Regions from separate parts of the Homo sapiens genome. Here all the other regions are linked to region 1. A link is a loop called in an ENCODE intact Hi-C map of the cell type or tissue named here. Cell type or tissue: heart right ventricle. All regions are shown on one strand. Each heading gives the region's core, and the rest is flanking DNA. Links, peaks and the distances in the headings are about the cores only.

Region 1 (5,000 bases), core at 1-5,000:
ACTATCCATACGTACCTAACATTCCTTTATTTAAAAAAGTCCAAAAACTTTGATTTCTAAGTCCTTTCAATTTACTTTCATGAAAAGCATAGATAATAGTACACATTATTATGAAATCTAATAATACTGACATATTTTATTTTTCACTTCAATTAATGATGAAAATACAAATAAAATTTAATTAGAAAAAGGTTGTATTAGACTTATAAACAGCATCAACCAACAGTTGCATAAATATCTGAATTCAAACCATTAACCAATAAAGAGTGATTAAATTGAAATATTTCACTGCTTTTCAGCAAATTATTTTGTTTGTAGAACAAGATTATATTTGAAGAAAGTTGTGCAGTAAACCACTAAAATTCTTATAATATTGACAGCCACAATAAATAACTATATACATAATTAATTATAGATTCTCCATGCTAATGAAGGACAGTAATTTCTCAGATGTTCCCTGAAATACCCACGTCTGAGTTTTTAGAATATACTATTATATTTTTGCAGGAATTTGTCCTCCCTAACTATGCTTATTCTTAGCTATAGTAATGTTAGATGATCATTACTTTCCATAACTTCTCCCCTTACCATTTCATGAAGTAGATGGTGAGTGAAAAAATGGAGAAATAGAGGAAAGAGAAAGAAGAGCAGCTAATAAAAGGGTGATTGGAAGAAGCCAGCCTCAAAGGGCAATTCACAGATACTAATAATATATGAAGTGGGTAGATTATATACAATTAATTGAAATCTCACTTTAGACATAAAGGTTTATTCTACAAATGTATTCTTTTTTAGTATACTCATCTAGCATGTTTAAAGTTCAATTCATATCTCATAAATCATGACTTCAAGGTCGCTGAGTAGAGAAGGAAAAACAGCCTCACAAAACAGAGCCAGTGTAGACTCTGACAGGTGTAGAAAGCATTCGTCATGTCAGCTTGTAGTATTCTTCTAAGCAGGGTGCAGTTGAACTAATGAGAAATTGTAGCCTAACATATGGCACTGAATTTGGGTGGAGAAAATTGAAATCAAAATTGACATCAACCTGAAAGCTGAAGAACCATTACTTATCCTGCAGTTTTCCTCTATACAGAACATTGTAAATGTCACCTAATTAATCCTCAGATTTTGAATCTCTTGTTACAGAAAAGGATAGTAATTAACTGATTATCATTGATCCTAAAATATTATATACATGGTGAATAACATAAAAAAAGAACAAGGTATATCCTCAAAATTTAAAGAGCATATATAATCATTGGCAAGGAAACATACATACACACATGATACAATAAAAAATATAATGAAAGGTAAAATATATTCAAGAACCAAACTATGACCAAATGCTGAATATCCCAAGAAGAGAAGAAAAGAGAGTAAAATGATAAATTGGACAAACAGGAAAGAAATACATTTTTTTTTCAAATATAATATGATAGTTGCATACCATCTTCTTCTTTCAGTCAGTTAGGTTGTCCATGACCTTTAGAAATCTGTATGTTTCCTAATACCAAATTCTAAGGACTGGAGACTTTCCCTTCCAGCCAAAATGAAGTAACAGGAACTAAGTCTACTTTCCTGCCTAAAATGACCCCCAAAACTTAAAACAAATGCAAAAAAAAAACCTGTTGTTTGAAGAAACTGGCCATTAGACAACACAGAACCATAATCACCGAGAGGGAAGAAACAAACTTGAGAGAGTTGCCATGCTGTGGTTTAGGAAAGGAAAAAACAGAAAAAAACTGGCAGGCTTCCTGAACTGAAGAGATGAAGTTGAGAGTCTTGGGAGACCAAGATGGCTAGAGTTCACAGGACAAAGTACCAGAGATAAGAATGCTAAACAAAGAGAGAACTCCAAAGATCTAAAGAGAGTCCCCATTGAGTATTTTACTAAGCAAAGATCAGTTTATGGGTGTGAGGTAACTACCCAAGGCTGAAAGGAACCGTCCAAAATGATTAGAAGAAACAATACCTGACATTCACCCAAAGCCAGGAATAGTGCATGTTTCCACCTGCTGCACTAGAAAATGTCAACATTCATGTAGCATTTGGTAGAGTACGTAGAAGTTCCTGTCTTAATAGTATAGTATAAATAGCCTCAAACACTGCTCTGGTATTGTCTAATGAATTTTAAGAGCAAGAGTAGGAAGGATCAAACTGACTCTAAGTAACTTTACTGCCCCCCAAAACAAAGTATTAAAACATTTAAGTTCTTTCGTTCTAGACCAGTATGCTTCTGGAATGTCCTGAAATCTTGTGAATTGTGTTCTATATAATAGACTGGCTTCAAAAGTGACACCAATTCATCATTTCTCTTTATATTCCTGCCTCCATATTCATGCTCCACATTCATGTCCAGGAGCTTACCCACTCCTGACCCATCCAGAGTTGGAGTCTATTTTTCCTAAGCTGGCTAATGACTTTCTTTGTTCAATAGTATGTGGCGGAAATGATAGTTTGTCATTTCCAATTCTTAACCTCAACAGTTCTTACTTGCTTACACTCTTTCTGGAAACACTGACACCACCACCATAAGAACAGGTCAGCCTGGGCTAGCCTGCTAGAGATTGAGAGCTCATTTGGAGAATAGCCAGTTATCACAATGAGACAAGCCTAGAACATCCAACAACTAGCTGACACTAGATTCATGAGTGTTCCGTTAAGAGAAAATGAGCTGCCCGAGCAAGCGTAATCAACATCAACAGAATCCACAGTTGATCCACAGATTTGGGAGCAAAAATAAATATTAATTGTGTGTACCTGAAGTATCATTTTTTTTGTTATGCAATATTATTGTGGCAATAGATAATAGATAGATGAGTTAGATCAAAGGTCCTGATGGGAGGTGCTGCCAAGGGCTCGTGAGGGCGGAAGTTCCTCAGACATTCTGGGATACTTAGAAGATTGGCCTGCCCAGAACTCATAGAGGACCTTTAGGGGGCACTGTTGCCTAATCCACACGCTAGCTGAAGGACCAACATATTTTGCCCTTCATAATCCCACTCTATAAGAATTACAATATTTTAAAACAGAAAGGGATTTCAGTGATCAACTTATTCCATTACCTCATTTTCCAGTAGAGAAAAGTAAGAACAGAAAGGTTACAGGTCACTGGAAGTCATACAGCAAGTTACTTACTTGGTGTCTGTTCTGCCTCACTGTAGAGGTTCTCTACTCACAAATGTGGAGGAGGCTTTAAAGAACTTAACAAGCTGCACATATTTGAGTCAGTCAAGTACTCATAGTAGTATAATGTTAAGAAAAATTATACAAGACTTGGACATCAGAAAAAAATACAGCATGTCCTTTCAATGTCATAATAGAGTATTGTTTAACAAGCCCACTCAAGGATTATTAAGTCTTTAGAATAATTTACTTGAGTTTGATTTTGCCATTTAATATTTTATTAGAACCCAAACACTGTCAAGTTAACATATTCAATTATGGATTCCTGTCTAGTACAAAAGATCATGAAAGGTTATGGTTTTATTGCCTTGTCAGACATTAAGCACTTCTGTATTTAACCTACCAGTCTTATTTTACTTTTCCTTTTAAAAAATTGCCTATACGTAGCCATTCCTCAAAAAGATTTTGAATCCATTTTACCATCTAAGTGGGTCTCTCATTAATTAACAATTGAACCAATCTTGGAGACCTGTCCATTCATTATTTGTATGTCATGCTTTTGACAGTTGGAAAACTATATTCTGATGATATCTACTATTGGATAAGTTATAAATATCGAAGAAATAAAATCTTACATTTGAAGAATATGCCTAGAGAAAGAGGAGAGTCTAAGCAAAAATAAAAAGAATCAGTCTAAGGTGGTTAGAAAAAAGAACAATGAAGTAAGAGACTTTTTGAGAGTGGGGTGTGCAACATGAACAGTACCAAAAAGATTACTGTCTGAAAACAAAGATCAAGTGTTTTTATTCCAGTTTAAAAGAAGTAATGAGCTAGAGTATAAAGACTGTCTTATCAATCATTGTAGATTAATGCACACAGTAGGCACCTATTTCATATTTGATAAATTGCATTAAAATGGATATCCTATAGAATCAAGATCCTTTTTCAAATTAGAAAGTGTCAAAAATTTTTATCTGATCTCCAATTTATTATTTCTTTTTCTATGGGACACATCTTTAGAATATTGCAGGTAGTGCCTAAGGCATTTAAGTTATCTTGACTCAATCCCAAGTCTGGCTGAGAATGCCTTAGAAGTTTCACTATTCTGTATATCATATCCTACATAAAGGAAAGTGGAATTAGACTGATTTGAGGCTTAAATCATTGCTCTCTGCCAAGCAGTTAAATGACACTCAAGTTATTTTTGCAGTTATGTCTCAAGTTTTACTCTGTTAAAAGTAGTCATTTTCCATGATGACAGACCACAAAAGGAATAAGGTATCTGCTGATCTATCTGGCACACGACTCACTGGGAAGAATATTCACCCAGCTTTCACATTTTGGTGCAACTAATGTGTCAGAGTGATGTTGTGTTTCGTACAGAGTGTAGAGACTTCAGTGGTTCTATCATGATTTAGCTGATGCACAGTGGTTTCGAACAAGAAAAAGCACCTAAGCTTCATTTGAATTTTAAAAAATGATTTAGTTTGAAATTACTTTGTCATTAGTCACAATAGCCTGAAGCAAGAAAAGAGATGCAAGGTGGTAGATTTAAACATTACCAACAAATTAAAGCAGCAACAGGCAAACAGGAGCAGATCCAGGCAATTCGTCAGTCATGACTGTGATCTGACACAATTTCTAAATAATTTTTATCAACTGCAAAAAAAACTCATCTCAACTTATGACTCTAGCAGCAATGAGATAAAGTGACTAAGATTAGGTCTGCAGAATGCACACAGCTACATTCATATTACTTGCTTGAGAAGCTAATGAAGTTTAATAAAATGTAACTTAATCCTTGTAAATTAAAAACTAACAAGACTGATAACGAATAGGTTTATCTTCTAGAATATCAATGAGTCACATACTAA
Region 2 (6,658 bases), core at 1,659-6,658, 100 kb after region 1:
AGTTTTGCAGGTACATACTAGGTGTGTATGTTTATGGGGTACATGAGATGTTTTGATATAGATATGTTACGTGAAATAAGCACATCATAAAGAATGAGGTATCCATCCCCTTAAGCACTTATCCTTGAAATTACAAACAATCCAAATACACTGTTTATGTTATTTTAAAATGTACAATTAAGTTACTGACTACAGTCACCCTACTCTGCTATCAAATATTAGAGATTCTTTGGTGAAATGCTTGTTACAATTGTTTGCTCATTATTTATTAGACATTTATTTCTCTCATTGATTGGCATAAACATTTTAAAATATAAATTGCAAATGTATCTCCTAATTGGTCACTTCGTTATCAGTTTTGATCAGCTTTTTGTAAAATATTTCAAATATCTAGAAATATATGGAGAGTAGAATGATGAACACCCACATATCATGTTGTGGCTAATTGGAATGAAATTTTTTTGATAAAATATTGTAGATTCATTTGAACCTTAAAGTGTGGTATCCTTCTTATTTTTGTTCTCTATTCTGTGTATGTGTATATATATACATACACACACAAACACACACCCCGACACATACATATACACCATATATATGTATATGTGTATATATGTGTATATATATGTATATATGGTATATATACATATATATGGTGTATATGTGTATATATGGTATATATACCATATATATATATATGGTGTATATGTACATAATATATCTTTTGGGTTTTACACTTAAATATTTTAAAATTTATGTTATCATGGCTCATTATATCATTCTGCACCTTGCTCTTGTTTCGTTTTTGCTCAGTGTTTTACTTCTGGGATTTGTCAGTGTAGAAGCATGTAGACATTCAACTATTTTGACTGTTGTATTACATTGTGTGATTATATTCCTATTTATTTCCAATTAATAAAAATTGTTGCCAGTTTTGCACTACTAAAAACAACACTGCCATAAATATTCTTAGACTGCATGAGTTTATCACTAGGGTATATTCTGAGTGGTAGCAATTCTGGGCCAAAGAGCATGGGCATCTTTGACTTTACTAGTATGTCCAAAGAGTGGTACAAAGTGTTTAGATCAATTTATATGTCTACTGAAAATATATGGAGTTTTAAAAGCCAATTTTTAATATTCTTAAGTTTTGCATATCTCATGAGTTTAAAATAGTGTACAATTCCTTTAATTTGCAATTCCTTATTTAGAGTGGCTTTTGATCTTTTCTTATTTACTTCTGGAAGTTTTTTTTTCTGGTAATTTCTTTATACAAACCTTCTGATGGTTAAATTTGCTGAAAACATGTTCTTTCTATGTATAACTTGACTTTTCAGAAGAAGCTTTGGATTTAAAGAAGGTTACATTTTAACATAGTTATCGCAATAATCTTTTTTATCATTTATAACTTTGTTCATCTTTAGATCTTTCCTTTTATCACAGTCATAAAGATATTCTCCTATATAGTTTAAAGTTTTGAAAGTTTTGTTTTTTGTATTAAAGTTACGTATCTACCTGTAATATATTTTCATGTATGTAATGATGTAAAGATCTACTTTTTTCCCTTATGGATAATAAATTGTCTTGCAACATTTATTGAGTAGCTCATCTTTTCCTACTTCTCTTAAAATAGAGGAGTATTTCTGTGCTCTCTATTTGCTCGTACTATTTTGCTTTTTATCCCTACATGAATTCCATGCCAAAGACAAACTGATTCAGTTTCTATATAGCACAATAATGTCTTGATATCTCAAAGGCAAATGCCCCCATATTCCTTCTCTTTTTTTCTTCTTCTTCTTCCAGGTTTTCTTGGCTTTTATTTACCCCCTCATTCTTCTATTTGAATTTTGGAATTAGTTTATTCATTTCCATTTAGAATGTAGGAATTTTGATTCAAATTGGTTATATTTCTTACATTGGATAGAATTGACATCCTTACAATGTTGAGTCTTCCCAATTACCCATATGGTACATTTTCCATTTATCTAGGTCATATTTTGTGTATTTAAATAATGTTATGTACCTTCACTCTAAACTTCTTGTGCATATTTTTCCCCCAGTTATTCCTAGGTACATTAGAATTTTTTGTTATTATTGTAATGGAATAAATTTTTCTATTACGTTTTTTTGTTTGGTAACTCCTGTGTAGGGAAATACTAAGAATATGCATAAGTTTCTTGACCTTGAGACACTTCCATCCTAGTTAGAAGCTAATTTTTAAGCTGTCTCCTCTTTCCCTCATAAAAGTAAGCAGCAGACTATAATAGGAGTAGGGATTACAATTCGCTTTACTTACACTTGTGTGTGTCCCTCTCCCATTAGATGTGAATTTCTCTAGGACAAGAACCCTTTTTGAATCAGTTATAAGTCCCAGAATGCCCACAACAAAATTTAATATATACTATTTAACAAAAGAACAAACACCTAGTCCAGGGCCTTCTGCCTAACATGTGCTCAATGACATTTGTAGAATCGAAGTTACTGAATTTGATTTAATTCAAACAATACTTGCTCCTGCAGAATCCCAACCTACTGGCGAACAGAGGTTAAACTGTCTGGATGTTTCAGAGTTCTGCTAGGGGTCACAAATACCACCTTAAATGCTGTCAATTTAAGAAGGAGATTTTTCTTATCACAACCTGGAGGATAAGTGGGGCTTGCAGTGGATGGCCCTAGAAAAAAAGATTGCCTGCCCAGAACTGCTGCTGGATCCTTTGTTTCCCTCATTTCCCAACCTGGATGAAAAACGACAAGGGGAGGGAAGAAAAGTGGGGTGGAAGAAAAGTTGGCTTGCCCCTCCTACTCTGCCTCCTACAGAAGTCTACACCAAGCCAGATGTCCTAGGATGCCTCCCAAGGGCACCTAATTTTTGGAGTTCTCAAATACGTCCTGAGTTTCCTCTGTACCTTTAGTAACTCTCCCGTTCCCTCTCTCTCCACTCTTCCCTGCTCCCAGTCACCCCCACCCACAACCCCCGCTGATCACATCCTCCCGGTGCCCGCCACAGGCAACCAGAGAACAACAGACCCTCCTCCAGAGTCCCCGTTCTAGGACCTCCCTGACTGTCAACGAAAGATGCCAATCACAGGCAGCCTTAGCCAGATCACTGAGCGCCCAGTAAAAAAAACAAAATCAGGTTGAGGGCAGAAATGAAATCAACATAGCAACCTCCAATGCATGAAGGAAACTCCGTTTACACATGCTCGTAGGATCCCCTGCGTGGAAACAGCAGCTTGTCTCTGACTACCCGGAGGACATGGAGCACCCCAAATAGGAACTTTAGAGGGATTGAAATCTGTTGCCTGTTCCACTAGGAATATTGTTTGCAAGGCACAAGGTGTCTTTTGGTAGTGAGCGCGCTCTGCGCATGCGCAGGTCCATTCGGGAATTACTGCCCAGCAGCCGACTAAGTTGCATTCCTTGAATCTTCGCAGAAAAGACAATTCTTTTAATCAGAGTTAGTAATGTGGACAGTACAAAATCGAGAGAGTCTGGGGCTTCTCTCTTTCCCTGTGATGATTACCATGGTCTGTTGTGCACACAGGTGAGCTGCTGTTGTTGAATCTCGCTCTCTCTCTCTCTCTCTCTTTTTTTCTTGGTATGTTTCTTTTTACGTGTCTGCTGGATCATGTATCTTGTTGTTTGGGGGTAGGTGTGCCTGTATCTTTTTATATGTGCTCACAGTTTGTGCTCATTTTGAATACGGTCCCTACTTCTTCCCCTTAGCACCAATGAACCCAGCAACATGTCATACGTGAAAGAGACAGTGGACAGATTGCTCAAAGGATATGACATTCGCTTGCGGCCGGACTTCGGAGGTAACGCTTCATCTTTTTTCAACCTGTAACCCATCCTTAGTTCTCCTTTTCTGTCAAAGATAAATGTCAAAAAAAAAAAAAGAAAAGGCATGTCATTTTCGTAAGCGTGCACTATACCCTGGGCACACACACACACACACACACACACACACACACCCCGGGTCCCCAGTCTCAGGTGGATGAATCCTCAGGCGGAGGCGACCTTCTCCCGGGCCGACACACCCTCTGCATAGTCACTGCATCACGCGTGTGCCCACACCTGTTTTCCCAGGCAGTCCCCTGAAAGGGGTGGTGGGGGGAGCAGGGAGGGAGCCCGTTAAGAATGGAGTAAGGGCTGGGAAGCCCCCAGACCCTCCCCAGCCTGCTGTCACTGAGAGAATCTGTTCCTAATGTGGCCCACCTCCCCGGCAGGGCCCCCCGTCGACGTTGGGATGCGGATCGATGTCGCCAGCATAGACATGGTCTCCGAAGTGAATATGGTGAGTGGCCTCCCGAGGGGCCCGGCGGTTCGGCTTACGCAGATGGGAAATGGACAGGTCCCTTTGCCCTCTGCGTTTCATTGGCGGTCACCTCGCCCCTGGCCCCTGAGGTCCCACTCCGCACCCGCTCCCCGCTCCGGCACACACACCCGGTCGCCCCTGGTTTGTAATTTCGACACACACGGGCTACTGCGGTGTTCCAGGGGAAACGTGCTCGGCACTATTTTGGGAAGGACGAGTGACTGTTGCGCCGTGGATCTGCTGGGGCGGAGTCTGAGCGTTACTTTAGCTGGGTTTCCCTGCGTGTTTGGATGAGGAGGGCACCATCTGCTGGCAGCCGGGCGGCCTGCACTAGGGTCCCCGGACCGGTGGTCGGCAGCCATCACCTCCCCAGGCGCGGTGCTGGCAATCCCCATGGCCCTCGCAGTCCGCGAGCCCGGATGCACCAAGGCCCTGCCACCGAGAGCACAGTCTGGGTTTCAAAGTGTCCTCTCTCTCCAGGTTCAGGCACACCTGGTGGCAGGAGCAACAGGCTAAGACAACAGTCCATGTTTGCTAGTAGGAAAAGTGCCCGAGCCTGGGTAGGCTTGTATTGTTCTCTTGCGGGAGGTTATGAATTTGTCTTACTGCATCTTGCAAATTTAAGTTGAAACAGAATAAATCAAGTCATATTGCTTCACCTTACTCTAGAAACCTAAGCATGCCTAAAAATCCTGATAATTTAAGGGACGTTGGAAGGGAGAGGGGGCGACAGTAACACAGCACAGTCCTTTCATTTCAAAGGGGTCAACATTCTTTTATATATTTCTTCCCTCTCTTTTTGGAAGCTATTGCAAAATGAACTGAAATAGCTGCCACTTTCTCTGTTGGCTGGTTCCGTCCACTGTGTGTAGGAGTTTTCTACTTAGAGTTTCTAACTGTTGCTTCTCGTAAGACGGAAAAGCCTGTTGCTTTTCTAGAATCAACCACCCAGGGAACAGCTAGATCTACGTGAGCAAAATGCCATTTTTATTCCACTTGTGAAAAAATGTTATGGCGGCAGAAATTTATAAATCCTGAATAATTTAAAGAGTAAAACCATTTGAGATTGTATCACTCTATGGCTATAAAGGCTATTGAATTGTCTTTCATTTCATTCCTACTGTGTCGTTTTATTTTAATATACTATGGTTTAAGAATTCTTTTCTTTTCCTTTTTAGGTTATGTTAGGGTCGAAATAAATATGTCTATAGCTTATTGAATAGGAATAGAATAAAAAGTGTGACTATTTAATTTCTGTATTTTGTAGTTGTAGCGGCTCCTGCTTCAAATAACGTATTTAAAATACTATTTGTAAATGTCTCTGATTGTCGTGCTGGAAAAAGAAACTCAATTTTAAAAACGTAATACACAATGAATATTTCTCATTTGGCAAACTGACTTATTATATTCTGTTTACATACATGTTAACACCACAAAGTAACCCAAAACATATTATTTAGAAACACTCTGAGGAATGTAATAATATGTGCCTAATCTACACGAATGCAACTGGACAAATTAGACAATGAATTAGTTTAACAAGTTGTATCATGTAGATTAATAATGTTAATATTTTTCCTTTTCAATCATTTCCTTTGGTATCTTGTAAGCATCCACAGATAATTGATAAAATAGAAGATTTAAAAAGCTCAAAAAGCAAATGCAGCCTTTGTTCTACCTTGCCGTGTAGAGTGTCATGCTTTTCAGAATTTTAAAAAATATATAATTCTGTTGGCTATATTGACATACCCCTTTTCAGTTTTTTTTAAAACTCAATTAAATAGGGAAGTTGCTGCAATCAACAACCACCGTAACAAAAAGTTCTGTATAATTAGTTGTTCAACTGAATTCATACATAAGCTCAGAACAAGGATTGACTTTAATTGAAATACCACTGGACATTTCTTCCTAATGATTAAATAATACAGTCTGTTTACTCACAGCAACACGTGTGTATGCACTTGATTTTTCAAAAGTATTCACCCAGCTGATAAGCCTTTGAAAATACCTGTTCTACTACAATCCCCATTACCTTTCCACAACAATGTTACAGACATGATTAGAAAATAGAAACCACTCAAAGTTGAAAAATAATAAACCTTGATTTACTTGTTCTTTCTTGTTTCTCCTTTTAATGAGCACTATCAACAGAACCCAAAGTTTATTTTATCTTCTGTCATCTATGACAAAACATTGAAATAAATAGATTGGAAATAACTCCAAGAAAAATGGAAATAAAGAGTAATGTTTTTAAAATTGAGGGTTCTGTATAAACACAACTCAGATGGTTAGCCCGCACCCCCAAAAGAGAATTGTTTATTATATGTTGTGATATTTAGC
Region 3 (6,658 bases), core at 926-5,925, 71 kb after region 1:
GACTAATAGAACCACTTTGGAAAGCAGTTTGCCAATATATTTAAGTTTAACATATTCATACCATATGACCAAACCATCTAATTTAAATTTTATAGCTCCAAGAAACTCTCAAACATGTTCATGAGGAGACATCTAAAATATGTTACGTTGTTTGTAATAGTGGAAACTTAGAAACAAATTAAATGTCATTTAACAGGGAAGTGGATACATTACATTGTGGTGTAAAGAGAGAACTAGACAACAATTAAAATAAGGAAATAAGATATATGTTTCAATATAAATATATCAGGAGTAAATGTATACAAAAGAAGCAAGAGGCAAAACAAAGAAATCATTCTCCAAAGAGCTGAAGAGACCAGTGACTGACAGAAATTGTTTAGTTTACAAGATAACAAATAAAAAAAGAAACAGTGCTAAAACTCCTTCTGCTTATAAGATAACAAAACTAGCTAAAATGGATTAATGCCAATATGACTGTTGAAATAGACTTTGCAGAGAACAGACATGCTGACATCACAGCCTGAATATTCACTGCATGTTTCATACTAACTCCTCCCAAATTTGCACATGGGACCCATGAGGAGGCATGAAGAGATAACTGTGCATGCCCAAGGACTTTCCAGACCTCCTCTTTCCTTCCACCAATCTCCTGCTAATTCCAGAATCCACCCCCTAAACTTTTTCTAATAAAATTACTACCTTAAAGCCAGTACAGGGAGACAGATTTGAGCTGGACTCATGTCACCTTGTTAGTCAAATTGCAATAAAAACTTCTCTTTTATCAAAAACTCAGTGACATACTATTGGCTTCTAGTGCATCAGGGAGCAAACCACTTTCTCTCAATAATGATAATACCTTCAGCCAAATACTCATATAAAATTTAAAACTTAAAAAAACCATTATGCATGTTGTAGGTATGTATGTAGCCATATGAACAAATTTGCATGAAAAAATTAATAACAAATTCAAGATAATGGGTATCTGTGGCAGAAAGAGGAATGAAATAAGGGAAACATTGACTATTTCAACTGTTTATGTAAGCTTTATCTCATTAAAAATACCTCAAGCAAATATTGCAAAATGTTAAGTTTTGCTAAATCTGGTGGTCAGGACTTAGGTGTTCACTATGTTACTTTTTTTATATTCATCTTCTTTTGTGGAGCAAAGCACTATAAAACTTTCTAGCTTAAAACAATTTATGATACTCTTTCACAGTGCACATAGTTTGACTAGGCTCATATGGTGGTTTTCCCTGGAGGTCCTTCATCCCATTGCAGTTAGATAGTGGCTGGGGCTGGCATAATTTGAAGGTTTGACTGAGCTGGGCATTGAAGATAGCTTATTGCTTCACATGACTGGTGCTTCAGATAGACAGGGGGAATTGGCTGGAGATCTCTCTTCCCCCACCTCCCCCATCTTACTTACTTAGCCAGCTTGGATTTCCACATAACATGATGATCTTGGGGTAGTAAGACTTTTTATATGCCGGCTGGTTTTCCCAAAGTAAGCATTTCAAGTTAGACTGAAGCTGAAGACTTCTTATGACCAAACCTTGAAAGTCACAGAGCATTATCCTATTGGTCAGAGCAGGTAACAGGGTCAAACCAGATTCATGCAGAGGGGATAACAAAGATGTAAATACTGAGAGATATGATTCATTTGATGGCCATCTTTGAAGACTAGCTGTTATATATATTTTTCATATGCCTGAAATATTTCATAGAACAAATTGAATAGCATTTTATAAGAATGGTGTGATGGTTAACTTTGTGTTAATTTGCCTGGATCACAGTACCCAGATGTTTGGTAAGATATTATTTTAATTTAATTTTAGTTTTTTATGTTTATTTTTTATTTTTTGAGATGGAGTCTCGCTCTGTCGCCCAGGCTGGAGTACAGTGGCGCGATCTGGGCTCACTGCAAGCTCCGCCTCCCGGGTTCACGCCATTCTCCTGCCTCAGCCTCCCGAGTAGCTGGGACTACAGGCGCCCCCCACCACGCCCAGCTAATTTTTTGTATTTTTAGTAGAGATGTGGTTTCACCGTGTTAGCCAGGATGGTCTGAATCTCCTGACCTCGTGATTCTCCCGCCTTGGCCTCCCAAAGTGCTGGAATTACAGGTGTGAGCCACCATGCCCGGCCAGATATTATTTTCAATATTTCTGTGAATGTATTTCTTGGATGAAATAAAGATTTTAATCAATAGACTTTGAGTAAAACAGATTACCCTCCATAATTTGGGCGAGCCTCATCCAATCTGTTGAAGGCCTTAATAGGCAAAGACTGACCTCCCAGAAGAGGGAATTCTGCCAGCAGATGGACTTCAGATTTGATCTGCAACATTAGATATTCCCTGGGTCTCCAGTCTGCCAGACTTCCCTGCAGATTTTGGGTTTACCAACCCCTGTAATTGTGTGAGTCAATTCCTTAAAATTTCTACAGATAGAATAATCTATACTCTATCGGTTCAATTTCTCTAGAAAATCCTAACTAATACAGTTGTACGGGGATATAAAATTAAATGTTTATTAAATGTTTTGGGTTCTAGTAAAATTTTGTGTGTCAATTCAATGTTAAAATTTTTCTCACCTTTCAAATGCCATTAAATTGTTCCAAAAAGTGATATGAAATTGTTACAGAACTCTGAACTTTATCTTACAACAACTTATTGTTTTTATTAGTCTTAGGATAGGCAGTTTTTTACGACACAGTAACTCATGATATGTGAACCATTATAAATGTTAAACTTTCATGAACTATTACTTAGATTCTAAATTAATCATTATATTTGAATTTTGTTCTTTTGACTTTTCAGTCAAACAATGCATTCTCACTATAGAGATTTTGGAGACAACAAAATACTAGAAAGAAAACATTATATACCATACAATGTAAAACACATTTTAAAACTCTTTTTAAAAACATAGGCCTAAGCCTTTGCGAAAATATCAACATTTACTTTACAAGCTTTGGGTAAAAAAGTAGTGAGTGAGCATATTTGGCAAGTTAATAAGCCAAAGAAACAAAGATGCAGAATGTGTTGTGTATTTTATGCAATTTTATTATATATATTTGCATTGGATATTTTAATCATTTTTTTTACTGGTGATATGAAGGAATTCCTCTTTTAAATATATTTATAACCAGAAGAAAACACAAATTAAACCTAAAGAATGCAGGTATTTTCACTAATCATTCTAGACACAAATATTTTAGTCTTTCAAATGTTTAAATAAGAACCACCTTTAAAGTAAAGCACAATAGCAGAAATGTATGTGTTTTTTTTTCTGTATCTTTAAGTCCCCAATACAGAACCTATAACACAAATCAGACACACGCAAACTAAATGATTAAAGTATCATAGATATATACTAGCCTGCCATCAAACCAACACAGTGTTTGGAATTAAACTTTCACTTTCCAAACAAATCTGTGAATCCTGAACATGATACAGTGGTGAAATATTTGGTCCTCAAAAGACTATGAAGCCAGACTGCTCTTCATTACCATCTGGTGGCTACTGCATGGAGTGGCATTAACCATAATTTTAAGAGAGAGTTAAAGGGAGTGAATGTCATAAGAATAGAAGGAGAACCTCAATGGTATTGATTAATATTGAAAATGCATGAAGATAAATATCAGAGAAGGATTTGGGACTTTGCCATAGAAAAGTATACCACAAAAAGTTATTTATTGGAAACAGTTTAGAGTGAGCAAAAGTTGAATGTTTGATTTATGGATAGCATAAGACTCCCAAATCACTCCTATTTGCTTTATAATAAAAAAAAACTTTGTTCTTTTAGTGATAAATTCTATGTAGCAAATTGTCTGAATCTACTAAAGCTTTCAGTCCTCCATGTATCTTCACATGTCACTTGCCTCAGAAGTACCCTTTTCTATTTTATCTACCTGGAAAACACTTACATATCTTTAAAATTTAGATTAAGTGCAGCTCACTTGTGAAATCCACCTCCTCCCAGGTAAGGGTTTTGTTATCTGTCTCTACAGACTGTTGTAATTCTGTGGACCGTTTGCCTAATGGTTTCTTTTCATGACTGACTGAGTTTCTCGAGGATGGGGATGATGTTTTATTTATTTTTGTAAGACCCAAGTCCTAAGCATTTAATATGCTTATGTAAGGAATGAATCCAGGAGGAAGTTCATTGTTATTTAGGAAATAAATAACAATATTTTAAACCAAAAGAAACCTCTCACATTTCAGACTTGACAGACACTGAGACAAGGGACAAATTTAGGTTTTGGAGAAAGTAAATGTCCATATTGACATTCAAGTTTCCCACTTCCATGACAGAATTGCAGAGCTAAAACAGAACCAGAGAAATCATCTAGTTCTGCTACATTCTTTTAAGTATGGGAATGAGGCTCAGAGAGACGACATGATTTTCCTAAGTTTCTGTAATTGCTAACTACCAGAATCAGGATTGGAATCCCAGTCTTCTGACTCTTCCTCCAGTGAGGCGTTTATTCTGCTGATTTAATCTCTGACTTCCCTTAAGAGGAACCTTAGGTCTAGGAAATTGGGCTTTGAACCTAAAATGCAATGTCCTTTCAGGAATTCAATCCTATTGATCAATGTCAGCCCACACATATTTACAGGCAAGTTAGGAAATCATTAATTATGTTATGCGGCATTACAATAATATATTTAAAACGTTCTTTTGTTTTTTTTGTTTGTTTTGTTTTTGTTTTAGATGGAGTATTGCTCTGTCCCCAGGCTGGAGTGCAGTGGTGCCATCTCGGCTCATGCAACCGCCACCTCCTGGGTTCAAGCGGTTCCCCTGCCTCAGCCTCCCGAGTAGCTGGGACTACAGGCGCGTCCCACCAAGCCTGTCTAACTTTTTGTGTTTTAGTAGAGACGGGGTTTCACCATGTTGGCCAGGTTGGTCTCGATCTCCTTACCTTGTGATCTGCCTGCCTCGGCCTTTCAAAGTGCTGAGATTACAGGTGTGAGCCACCGTGCCTGACCTACAATAATATATTTAAAACTTTCTTAAAGTTCTTTAATTTTTCCCAGTGGTTACAATTCTAGGCATTGATTCTAAGAAAATGACGAGACACTTATGTCAAGATTATAGGCATGATGAGCAATAGAGCATCATTATTAATACCTTTTATTTTTAGTTTTTATGGGTACATGGTAGGTGTATTTGTTTATGGGAGACATGAGATATTTTAATACAGGCATGCAATGCATAATATTAATACTTTAAAAAAAAAGAATAGGTTCCCTGGTTTAATTTCCAATGTCTTTGACTATTAAAGGATATACTTTAGGGTTGAATGGGAAGAGTTTGAGATGCTCAAAACACACCTTGCTTTTTGACTGCCTATTCCAACTATTGGTGCGGCCAGACACTTGATTTAAAAAACAAACAGACAAGCAAACAAACAAAAAACAGATGACACAGTCTCTTCGAATCTGTTAAGATACGTAGTTTATAATCCAGAATTGGTTTTATTCTGTCAATGTGTATTTGATTTCGTATCATCTAGTTTTTCCACCTTTAAAAATTATACTTCTAGGAAAAACAATATGTTTGCTATTTGAAGTTTAATACTTATAGTTTCAATAGTTTTGTGTTTCCTCGAAGGTCAATGGCATGCAGTGATTTGTAACTGTTGCTAAGGCATATATAGAAACAGTGAATTCTGAGAGGCTAAGGAGCAGGCAGATGCAATCACCTAGATGGAGAGAGAGCCAAAGCCAAGAGTGGGCCTAGGGGGAGGCCAGACACACCTGGCTTTGTGACTCCTAGGGTTAATGTCCCAGATGCAGAAACTTTCCTGAAGTGATTTTTAAAAATGGTTCTCCGTAGGGCCAGGCGCAGTGGCTCACGCCTATAATCCCAGCACTTTGGGAGGCCGAGGCGGGTGGATCACGAGGTCAGGAAATCGAGACCATCCTGGCTAACACGGTGAAACCCCGTCTCTACTAAAAATACAAAAAATTAGCCAGGCATGGTGGCGGGCGCCTGTAGTCCCAGCTACTCGGGAGGCTGAGGCAGGAGAATGGCGTGAACCCGAGAGGCGGAGCTTGCAGTGAGCTGAGATCCAGCCATCGCACTCCAGCATGGGCGACAGAGTGGGACTCCGTCTCAAACAAACAAACAAACAAACAAAAACTGTTCTTGGTGAGGAAGTGACCATCCAGTGAGATTTTAAATGTCAGTGTATGCTGAAAATGCAGCAAACCTGTGGTTTGAGCACAGTATCTGATAAGGATCCATTTGATGCTAAAAGAGAAAGTAGTAAAGCAATGCAAACATTTCAGTCATAAGGTAAAAACCATCGGCAGTCTCTCTTAACTTATAGTCAGCTTTTTTTAAGCCTCCTGAAGATCCAAGGACTAAAAATGTCCTTTTGTCAATCACAGAGAACTTTACGTCTCCCTCTGCAACTTCTCTAAAATTAGGAACCAGTGCTTCTGCAATGGCTACCCAATTTCTTTACCTAACTCTGAAAGAGTCAACTTGTAACATATGGGGCTTAGCAAAACTGTGCCTTCATTTAATTTGTCCTCTACTCTGGCTTATTTGCAGCCAAACTTTCAGGATTTTAATCTTTGTCTTATGAATACAAATGTCTTCTTTCCTCCCTTCTTTCATTTCTTCCTGTACTTATTTTTTTATTTACTTAA
Region 4 (5,000 bases), core at 1-5,000, 190 kb after region 1:
ACAGATTTTAAAAGGCTGTTTCAAAAAAAAAAGGGCATGTGGCCAATAAGCTTCTGAAAAGAGGTTTAATGTAACTAGTAATTAAGGACATGCGAAATCAAAACAATGCAACATTATTAAACACCCATGTAGGCACAAATTAAAAAGTCAATTTGATGTTGCTGAAAAACTGGATAAACAAAAATATTCATGATCTGCAGGAAAAAATAAATTTTAAGTCAAAAACTATAAAAAGAGACAAAAAAGTTAATTATATAATTATAAAGCAGTCAATTCAGCAATAGGATACAACAATGTGTGTATGTGTGTATATATCCATATATATACACATATGCACCCAACACTAGAGCACCCAAATATATAAAGCAAATATTATTAGAGCTAAAGAGAGATTGACTCTGATACAATATTAGCTGGAGAATTCAACACCCACTTTCAGCGTTTGATAGATTTTCCAGACAGAAAATCAACAAGGAAACATTGGACTTAATCTCCACTCCCCTGTGGCCCAGGGCTGGTCTAGAAATGCCATCCATGAGCCAAGGTCTGGAACTGGGGACTCTGAGAGCCTGCCTGGTGCTTTACCTCGCTGCAGCTGAACTGGTACCTAAGCTGCAAGGCAAAATCCCCTTTACTCTTTCCTCTGCTTTTCTCAAGCAGATGGAGTCTCTCCTCATAATCACCACAGCTGTGAATATTCTGGGTCACACCTGAACCCAGCATGTCTCAAGAGTCTCACTGAAAGTCCACGGCATGTACTCCTAGTTACAGGTACTGATTATTCAGGATCCAACAGCTCTTTAATCAACAGTTGATAAATCATGCCAGGGCTAGGTCCTTCCTCTCAAGGCAGCAGGTTCCCTTCTGACCAATTGTGTCTAGAGATGTCATCCAGGAGCTAGGGTCTGCAGTGGGGTCCTCATGACTCTGCCCAGTGCCCTATTCTACTGTGGCTGAGTTGATATCCAGGTTGCAAGAGTCCTTTTTACTCTCCCCTCTCCTCTTCTGAAGCAGAAGAAAGGAGACTTTTCGGATCTATGAGCTGTGCTGCCTGGTGTTGAAGAAGGGGCACAAGCTGCCCTGGCTGGTGTCTCACTAGGCTGCATGCCCTCCAACTCCACTGGCTCTGAGCCCAGGACAGCACTAAGACTTGCCTGGGAGTTGCAGTCATTGTAACTTAGACTACCATTCAAGTTTATTTAGGACCCCAGAGCACTTTAGTCCTTGGTGGCAAAGCTTAGTAAAACTCAGGCTCTGACCACTGGGTTGGGTAAACTCAGGCTCTGACCACTCCTCTGGCTAGGGCTCATCTAAATGCTCCCTCCATGTCCATGTGTGTTGGCTGAGTTCTGCCCAGTGTTGACAGGAGTGAGTTTTAATGCAAAGCCCCACAATTGCTGTGCTTTTCTTCTTCCAAGCACATAGATTCTCTCTCCCCACCCCTGAGGCCACTGCCAGGGAATAGGAGATGGGTGGCATCGGAAAATCAAGACTGTCTTTACTACTCTCTTCAGTGTCTCTTTCAGCGATATGAAGTTAAAAAACCAAGTACTGTGATCACTCACCTGAGTTTTGGTTTTTAGAAGGTGCTTTTTTGTGTCAATAGTTGTTAAATTTGGTGTTCCTGAAGGGAGGATGATTGATGAAGGCTTCCATTTGGCCATCTTGCTTCACCTCCCACTCCTAAATAGAATGTGATTTTCAAAAATTGTGCACAAAATTATATTTTATAACATATGAGGACACAAAAATGCCACTAAATTGAGATGTATCTAAGGTATTTCTCTATCATAATATATTTTCAATATGGGAAAGGAATCCACCTCAAAGAATGAATATGCAAACTAATTTTTGTTAAGCTGAGTCATAGTTAAATTATTTTATGCAAATTAAAGACAACAGTCGTTTGGAATTTTGAGATGGTTTTCTTATACTAGGGACTTATAAACGATTATTCTAAATGGAAACAAAATATGTTTTATCAAGCAATCCCATTTGATTTGAACATACTTCAATGCATTTAATTTCTTAAAGCTTCTGTTTTTACTACTTAATAGTTAAATAATATTAATTTGTTAGGCATGATCTTCTTGTGAACATACCCAGAAAAAAGGCATGTCTATTTCCTAGTATTCTAATCCATTTCCATGATATCTATATCCTTAACTCCTCTCTAGACTCTCAGACTCCAAAAACAGCCTAGAGCAGAGCTTCTGGGAAAGTCCTGTCAGTACTTAATATGTGATCATCCTAGTTCTGTAACACTGCCCTGAGCTTATACCTCCAAAATCACATAACTGGATTTATGCTTGAAAACTTTGAATCATCAGTGGCCAAGGAAATACTTTTCTGCAGAGAGGTTTAAATTTTTAGTTGACAGTGTTGAATCTCAATTTGCTGAATTTGTTCTGGGTGAAATAATTTTCAGACTGTTTAGTTCATCATTTTTTGTAGAAAAAGTCTTCCTTTTTTTCACATTTGATACGTTTCCCATGATTATCAGTTAAGGTCCAATAAGAAGACAGGAACCAGAACAGATTTCTTTTTGACCAGAGAAATATAAAGAATTGTTAACTAGCCGTAAAGTTGTCAACTGAGCAACTGAAAGAGTAAAAGGTAATTCTAACATATCATGGAAGCACCAACTTCAGAAAGCAGGTACTACTCTCATGGTAAAATAAGGAAAGATGTTAGAAAACTTAAGACACTGAGAGGAAGAACCCCATGGAACTGAAACTCCAGTCTCAAAGGACACTGGGTGCTTCTAAGCAGGAGCTAATGTCTCTGAGGGGAAGTATGATAGACTTGGTTCTGCAAGTGTTGTAAAAACTGCAACAGCTGCTGTCACAGGACAAAACTGTCACTGCTGAGTTGATGAAGCCTTGCTGAAGTGAGGCTCACAGGAACCACAGTGGGCAAGAAGCTCACTGGAAACAAGTAGAAAGGAGCAAGTACTTTCTTCTTCCCCTAGCCTTGAAGCCTTCCTCTAGCTCCCTCTACTGGCAGATCCTGAGAAAAACGAGCTGACCAGCTGAAATGACTGGTAGAATACTAGCCCTAACTCAGCACGTATATAGTGTAAAAGCTTGGGATTGAAGCTGTGAAACAGAAATTTAATAGCTGTTATACTGTCTTATTAACCTACAAAATAGGAAGCTGCAATTATACAATGCAATGAAAGCGAGTAGATGTACAACTCATTTTCTCTTGAATTATTCCAGTGCTCTGCCTTTTTGACATCACAAACATAACTTGAAATTCAATGATTCAGTATTTATTTTTTCACTCTTTTAAATACAATTTATTCACTACCTACTTTACAAAAGGTACTATTCTGGGCTAGAGACGAAATAAATCCAGTTCTTATACATACATATGTGTATGTGTGTGTGTGTATTTATACATATATATGATTATATATAATATGTATTATATAATATTATATATATTAGATAATATTATATAATATATATTAGATAATATATTATACTTTAGATATTATATTTTATATATATATTACATATATACATATATACACATATATATTATATATTATAATATATTATTTTATATATTATAATATATTATATATTATAATATATTACATTATTTCATATATTATAATATATTATATATTATAATATATTACATTATTTCATATATTATAATATATTATATATTATAATATATTACATTATTTCATATATTATAATATATTACATTATTTCATATATTATAATATATTATATATTATAATATATTACATTATTTTATATATATAAATATATATGATATGATATATCATATATATGATATATTATATATATAATATGATATATGATATATGATATATCATATATTATTATATATATAATATATTATAATATATTATATATCATATATTATTATATATAATATATTATATATCATATATTATATATTATATTATATTATATATTATATTATATATATTATATCATATATATGATATATATCTTATATATAATATATATAATATATAATATATTATATATTAATATATGATATATAATATATTATATATATTATATATATCATATATATGTATAAATGCACACATGCACACACACACACACATGCATATATATATAATCTTGCTTTTCTGGCATATATATACCTGAAAAAAATATATATATACACATCTAACTATACATCTGCAGTCATAAAGGCCTCAGATAAGTCTTTCAGTTGTTTAAACCAATTGTTAGAGGAGCTCATGAGGGCTTATAGATCATTTGAGAAAAAAAGTTAAAAATTTATGAGAGAAACCTCATGGTCTTAAAGGATGAGTAGAATTTTAAAATTGGATATTGGCATTAGAAGAGTTTTGCAAACAGAATGCATGTTCATTCTGGGTTTATGGATAACTGGCAACAACTGCGTGACCTGATTTCAGACCTGCTCAACTGCAATCCTGGAGGCAGTACCATTAGCCCCAGCATGAGAAGGTCTGTACCTGCCAAAACTAATCTGTAAAGACAGGAAGAGGTGTTTGGTCTTTCAAATACACAAACATCAACACAAGACTACACAATTTAAGAAGAATCAGGCAAATATAAAACCACAAAGGAAACTAATAAAGCTCTGTAACTAATCCTAAAGAAACGGAAATCTATAAATTGCCTGACAAAAAAATTCTAAATAATTGCTTCAAGGATTCTCAGTGCACTACACGAAAACAGACAGAAAACTCAGTGAAATCAGGAAAATAATACATGACAAAATTGGAAGTTCAACAAAGAAATAGAAATTGCAGAAAAGAACCTAACAAATTCTGGAGCTGAAAAATATGATAAATGAAATAAAATTGCAATACAGAACTTCAACAGCAGACTTGATTAAGCAGAAGAATCAGTGAACTAAAAGACAGGTCATGTGAAATCATCCAGTCAAGGAAGAAAGGAAAGAAAATGAAAAGGAGGAAGGAAAGACCACAGGATTTATTAGATACCATCAAGCAA
Region 5 (5,000 bases), core at 1-5,000, 180 kb after region 1:
GGGACTACAGGCGTGTGCCACCATGCCTGGCTAATTTTTTTTGTTTTTTCTTGTTTGTTTGTTTTTGTATTTTTAGTAGACATTGAAGTTAGCAGTTCTGGGCTATTTCTAAAATCACAGCAAGATTGTCCTGAATCCCTACTTAAAGATATTGGGCCAAATCTGATAGTGAGAAATATTTACACAGTAGCTGGGACTACAGGCATGTTTGCCAGGCTGATCTCGACCTCCTGACCTCGTAATCCGACTGCCTCAGCCTCCCAAGTGCTGGGATTACAGGCGTGAGCCGCCACACCCAGCCTAAAAAGTAGTATTCTACAATTGTGTTACTATATAGCAGAAAGTGAATGGCTTTGGAGGGAATAAGGCAGTTCTTGGTTTGATTGTCAGGTTCACCACTGAATACTTTATGTAATCTTGATCCAACTATTTAAAATTTGAAGCCTCAGTTTCTCTATTTGTTAAAGAAACAACTTATACACCTGAAGATGAAAAGGAAAACATATATAGAAAGTGCATAGAGCCTGTCAGTTTATTTCATTTTCTGAGTTATGTACCCAATATCCATAATTCATCCATTCATTTACTCATTCAATGAATCTTTATTAAGTGCCTACCTTGTGTCAAGCACTGTATTAAGCACAGTGAAATAAAAAAAAAAAATCCTGCCTTGTGGAGCTTATATTCTTATTTGTGAGATGTGACTAAATTCTTATTAAGAAAGTTAATCACATACTTGCCTGTGAAATTATAAATATGTATAATTATAAAATTATCTTCTCTAAGCTAAAAAGAAACCCTATCTCTAAATCTATATTTCCTTTATCTCTTTATTGCCTTTCTTTAGCCATTCCTGTTTCCCTTGGCAATTATGATAATTTTTATGTGTCTACTTCTGTATTAGGCTTGAAATGGAGTTAGAAGGTTGGATGGGAAAGGTATACAGGAATGTTATTCCCTACCCCAAAAATGCTGAATGTCACAGAAAATAAAAAAATCAGGGCCGGGTGCAGTGGTTCGCGCCTGTAATCCCAGCACTTTGGGAAGCCAAGGTGGGCAGATCACCAGAAGTCGAGAGTTCGAGATCAGCCTGGCTAACATAGTGAAACCCCGTCTCTACTAAAATATACAAAATTAGCTGGGTGTGGTGTCGTGCACCTGTAATCCCAGCTACTCCAGAGGCTGAGGAAGGAGAATTGCTTGAACCTGGGAGGCGGAGGTTGCAGTGAGCTGGGATCGTGCCACTGCACTCCAGCCTGGGTGACAGAGTGAGACTTCGTCTCCAAAAAAAAAAAAAAAAAATCATTTAACGTTGAGTACATAATGTGTTAAGTGAAATAAAAATATAATTATGAATACAGAACCATATGTTAAACAATAAATAGAAATATACAAAATGAGAATTCAGATAAGGAAAAAATAAGTCAATATAAAATTAATCAAAAGAAACCTTCACAAAAGTGGTGGCTTTCAAGCCAACTTTGAAGGATGGATACATTTTCAACACATGGAGAAGAGAAGAACAATCATGAGAGGGTAACATTTTTTTTCTCCCAGCTCCTAATGCTCAGATCCTTAATTAGTATCATTACTCTAGTTGTGCCAGATTTCAGATAAATAAAATACCTTATCTAATTAGCAGAACACAACCTGGCAACCAATGTTTTTTGTTGGTTTCACCAATAAATCCAAATTTACCAAATATTTTCTATTTTTCAATTTATTCAGCCCCGCAGTTCTGTTTTCAATTTATTCTCCCTGCAGTTCTGTTGTTAAATAACAGACAGGATCCATACATAGAGTGTCCAGATACCACCTATAGTTGAGTAGGATCTAGCCTTTTCTACTTTCTCAGCCAGAAAATAAGGTATGTGGCCACAGCCTTACGGCAATTTAAGTCTGACAGGCCTCAGTTCCTTCTGCTTCCGTGGTTAGGGTTGTCTGACCAAGCTAGAGATGCATATGCAGTTTACAGTTCTTATTTGGTTCTGAAATACTCTACCACATCCCACCAGAATCATGCGTTATTCCCGACCATCTACTTTTTCTCAATCCTATGTATAGTGATGTTTTTAGGCAGCTAATCATTCCAAGGCGTATGAAGAGAACTGTCTAAACCTCTCTTGCTGCCATCTACTTCCTGCACAGGTCATCCTCAGAGTACTCTCTGAATGCACGCAGGGTTTGAGAACTGATTGGCTCAGAAGGTTCTGGATTCTGGTTTTGATTCATTTCAAAGACAGCAACTGTATTTAGGGGAAGAAGGCTTTTTTCTCTCTGGTCTTGGTGTCCCTACATATCAAGGTTGGGCACTAAAAGTATCAATAAACCAGTGTGTTCATCCTCATCTCCACCTTTATATTTTGTGGCCATCTGCCAAACTATGATTCTGGGCATGCAATATTAGGTATGTTGTCCAATAATGTACTTTTGCATTCATCTTCTTCAAGGAAGCACATAATTGAATTTCTGCCCAGATATTTGGCATGTGACTTTTCTTCTTTGTTAGTTTGTAGCATTATGACCATTTTGGGGGTCTGTTTTCATATAGTCACAGGCATTTTAATGAGAATCCTGGGAGACCTTTATTAGTCTACTTCCAAGCTGACTCCAACTTTCATTTTTGAAACTTGTACTAGCTACATAATTTACAAGGCCCAGTGCAAAATGAAAATGCAGAGCCCCTTGTTCAGAAATTCTTAAGTCAAGAGCACAGGAAGACAGAATATAAACCAAACATGGCTACTATCTAAGCGCTGTGTCCTGTGTGACTGCACGCTAAGCTGGTCCACTTAAAACTGTCTCCAGCTTCAGGTTTGAGGTCCCTGCCATCTCAATGTTCCTTCTTTCCCTACTAGAACTTCTCAATTCCTTGACTGACTTCTCTTCTTTAAGCTCTTTAAATATGAGTGAATCCAAGATTATAGTTCCCGTTCTCTGATACTGTTTTTCTACTATGTAACTCTAAGAAATCACAAGTAGTTTAATGATTACTCCTTTCTGAAGGTGACTCTAAACTTAATATCTCAAGCCTTCATGGTTCTCATGAATTGAGGAACAAATTTCTAATTGCAAGCAGACATTTATGCTGATAGCTAATACATCTAAAATGGAATCCTTCTTATCCCCAGGCTTTTTCCTAGGAATTCTCTTTAAATATTTTGAACATTTGCTCTCTTTAGCTTCACAAATATAAATAAAAATTAACCTCTACTTAAAAAAATTTGGTTACTAACTTTGATAATATTTGTCTGATATTTTCACTTATTCTATCTTGTACCACTGTCTGAATGCTTTAAGTACTTTCAAAATTTTTTCTTCTTTTTTGGAAAAAGATCTAGTATAAGTAATAATATCTTGAGAAATGTGAATTGGAACAATTGACTTTTTATGATTTTTTAAATATAAAATCATAAAAATTACTGTTGTTTAATGATATATTCAACTTATCTTTAAATCATGGGGAATTAACTTGATTTTCATTTCTGGTGTTATGTTCTAGGAAATATCCTTAGTAAAGAGTCAACTGAAAGCTCTTCTGCTTTTTTAATACATTGAAAAAAAGTGCATATTTTATAGCAAATTAGTAAACTGGTAAAGGCTTTTTCTAACACAATAAGATTTTTAAATAAAACATATGTATTATGTTAACAGCATGTTAAAAAAACAGTTAACAGTAATTAGGAATTTCTGTGATTATTTAAAAATAGGAAAATCTTTTCCATTTCTCATATATTCAATCCAATTTTACATTAATGCTGAAGCAAACCACATGGTACTGTGCTTTTATTTGTACTGTACTCTATAGCATTCCATTTTTTAAATTTTATTTTACTTTTATTCTGATTGACCATGTTAGTCAGGCTATATCATCTTCGCCAAGGACAACCTCAGAATATTTTCTACATTTAACCAATATAAGCCATTCACAGTATTGGTGTTTTGTTTTGTTAATTTGAGAAGCAAGCTTCAAATTTTGAAAATATGCAAGTAGCCTGTGGTTTTTACTTGCTAGTTGTATTTAAGTCTTTTACAGAAAAATAAATTGTCAAGTTTGGTACACTCTACAACTAGTTACTTAATGCAGTATTCATGGGATCCATAAATAAGGTTTGATTTGTGTTTTTTTTTCCTAGGAATTATTTTTCTGTTCTGCTAGTGAAGTATTTGGAGGTTCATTCCTAGCCTAAGACATTCATCTCAATTATTTTAATTGGCTCCCTGCAGATAGCCCTTAATATGTGATATCATTCACTTACAAAGTAGTTGCCACAGATATCTGCCAGTGCTCAACCTGGTGGCAAAGATGTGTAAAAACCATTTCAAATGATGTCTTTAGACATGCAGAGAATATCACTATAACATAATGTTTAGTACTACAATTTTTCTTCATTCACTGTCTCTACTTATCTAGTCTCCTATGTCAGCAGCATTGTCACTGCTAAATCTTTTGGAACATATAGTGGTAAATTAGTTTGGCTGTTAAGTTAGGTGGGAAAATAAAAGGTATACATTTACTAATTTTTTCCTTGGGATTTCTGATTAGATACTATGGCTTACTGGTCCTGTATTATTATTGTTGTAATTACAATATCTAGTACTTTTCTTTGGGCAAGTGTATTAGTCCATTCTTGCATCTTTATAAAGAACTACCTGCGACTGAGCCATTTGTAAAGAAAAGAGGTTTAATTGACTCACAGTTCCACAGGCTGTACAGGAAGTATGATTGGGGAGGCTTCAGGGAAACTTACAATCATGGCAGAAGGGCAAGGGGAAGCAGGCACCTCTTCACATGGTGGAGCAGGAGAGAGAGAAAGAAGGGGGAAGTGCTACACACTTTTAAATAACCAGATCTCATGAGAACTCACACACCATCAGGAGAGCAGCAAGCGGGGAAGTCCACCCCCATGATCCAGTCACCACCTGCCAGGCCATTCCTCCAACACTGAAGATTACAATTAGGTATGAGATTTGGTGGGGACATACAGCCAAACCATATC

Evidence for each region. Peaks named below come from ENCODE experiments on the same cell type or tissue, not always from the same donor. Only the 100,000 strongest peaks of a DNase experiment are listed, where the experiment ranks them.
Region 2: a loop joins it to region 1, with 21 times the contacts of the local background. A loop is called at or near these places in 38 of 110 quality-filtered maps.
Region 3: it touches region 1 in a loop (4-fold over the local background); 24 of 110 quality-filtered maps call a loop at or near these places.
Region 4: it touches region 1 in a loop (2.7-fold over the local background); 26 of 110 quality-filtered maps call a loop at or near these places.
Region 5: a loop joins it to region 1, with 3 times the contacts of the local background. A loop is called at or near these places in 27 of 110 quality-filtered maps.

Annotation. Positions count from the first base shown.
Region 1 is chr4:46,929,223-46,934,222 of GRCh38, forward strand. All of the region lies in intron 8 of GABRA4 (gamma-aminobutyric acid type A receptor subunit alpha4), which reads right to left. Among named protein-coding and RNA genes, the nearest start is that of COX7B2, 22 kb to the left of the region's middle. In heart right ventricle, for the core only: a CTCF peak has its summit at 2,940 (motif pointing right); a DNase peak (open chromatin) is centred at 2,924; H3K27ac peaks cover 404 bases.
Region 2 is chr4:47,028,188-47,034,845 of GRCh38, forward strand. It overlaps GABRB1 (gamma-aminobutyric acid type A receptor subunit beta1), which reads left to right and starts at 3,380. Exons shown (of 9, transcript NM_000812.4): 1 at 3,380-3,544; 2 at 3,727-3,818; 3 at 4,230-4,297. The coding sequence starts at 3,465. In heart right ventricle, for the core only: a CTCF peak has its summit at 4,647 (motif pointing left); DNase peaks (open chromatin) are centred at 3,354, 4,295 and 4,604; H3K4me3 peaks cover 2,408 bases; H3K27ac peaks cover 1,309 bases; H3K27me3 peaks cover 1,984 bases.
Region 3 is chr4:46,999,300-47,005,957 of GRCh38, forward strand. It overlaps a transcript of GABRB1 not described here. Among named protein-coding and RNA genes, the nearest start is that of GABRA4, 9.0 kb to the left of the region's middle. In heart right ventricle, for the core only: a CTCF peak has its summit at 3,511 (motif pointing left); no DNase peak of the experiment used is centred there; H3K27ac peaks cover 704 bases.
Region 4 is chr4:47,119,878-47,124,877 of GRCh38, forward strand. The region is part of intron 3 of GABRB1 (gamma-aminobutyric acid type A receptor subunit beta1); the gene reads left to right. Among named protein-coding and RNA genes, the nearest start is that of GABRB1, 91 kb to the left of the region's middle. In heart right ventricle, for the core only: CTCF peaks have their summits at 3,018 (motif pointing left) and 3,220; a DNase peak (open chromatin) is centred at 2,891.
Region 5 is chr4:47,112,103-47,117,102 of GRCh38, forward strand. All of the region lies in intron 3 of GABRB1 (gamma-aminobutyric acid type A receptor subunit beta1), which reads left to right. Among named protein-coding and RNA genes, the nearest start is that of GABRB1, 83 kb to the left of the region's middle. In heart right ventricle, for the core only: no CTCF peak of the experiment used is centred there; no DNase peak of the experiment used is centred there.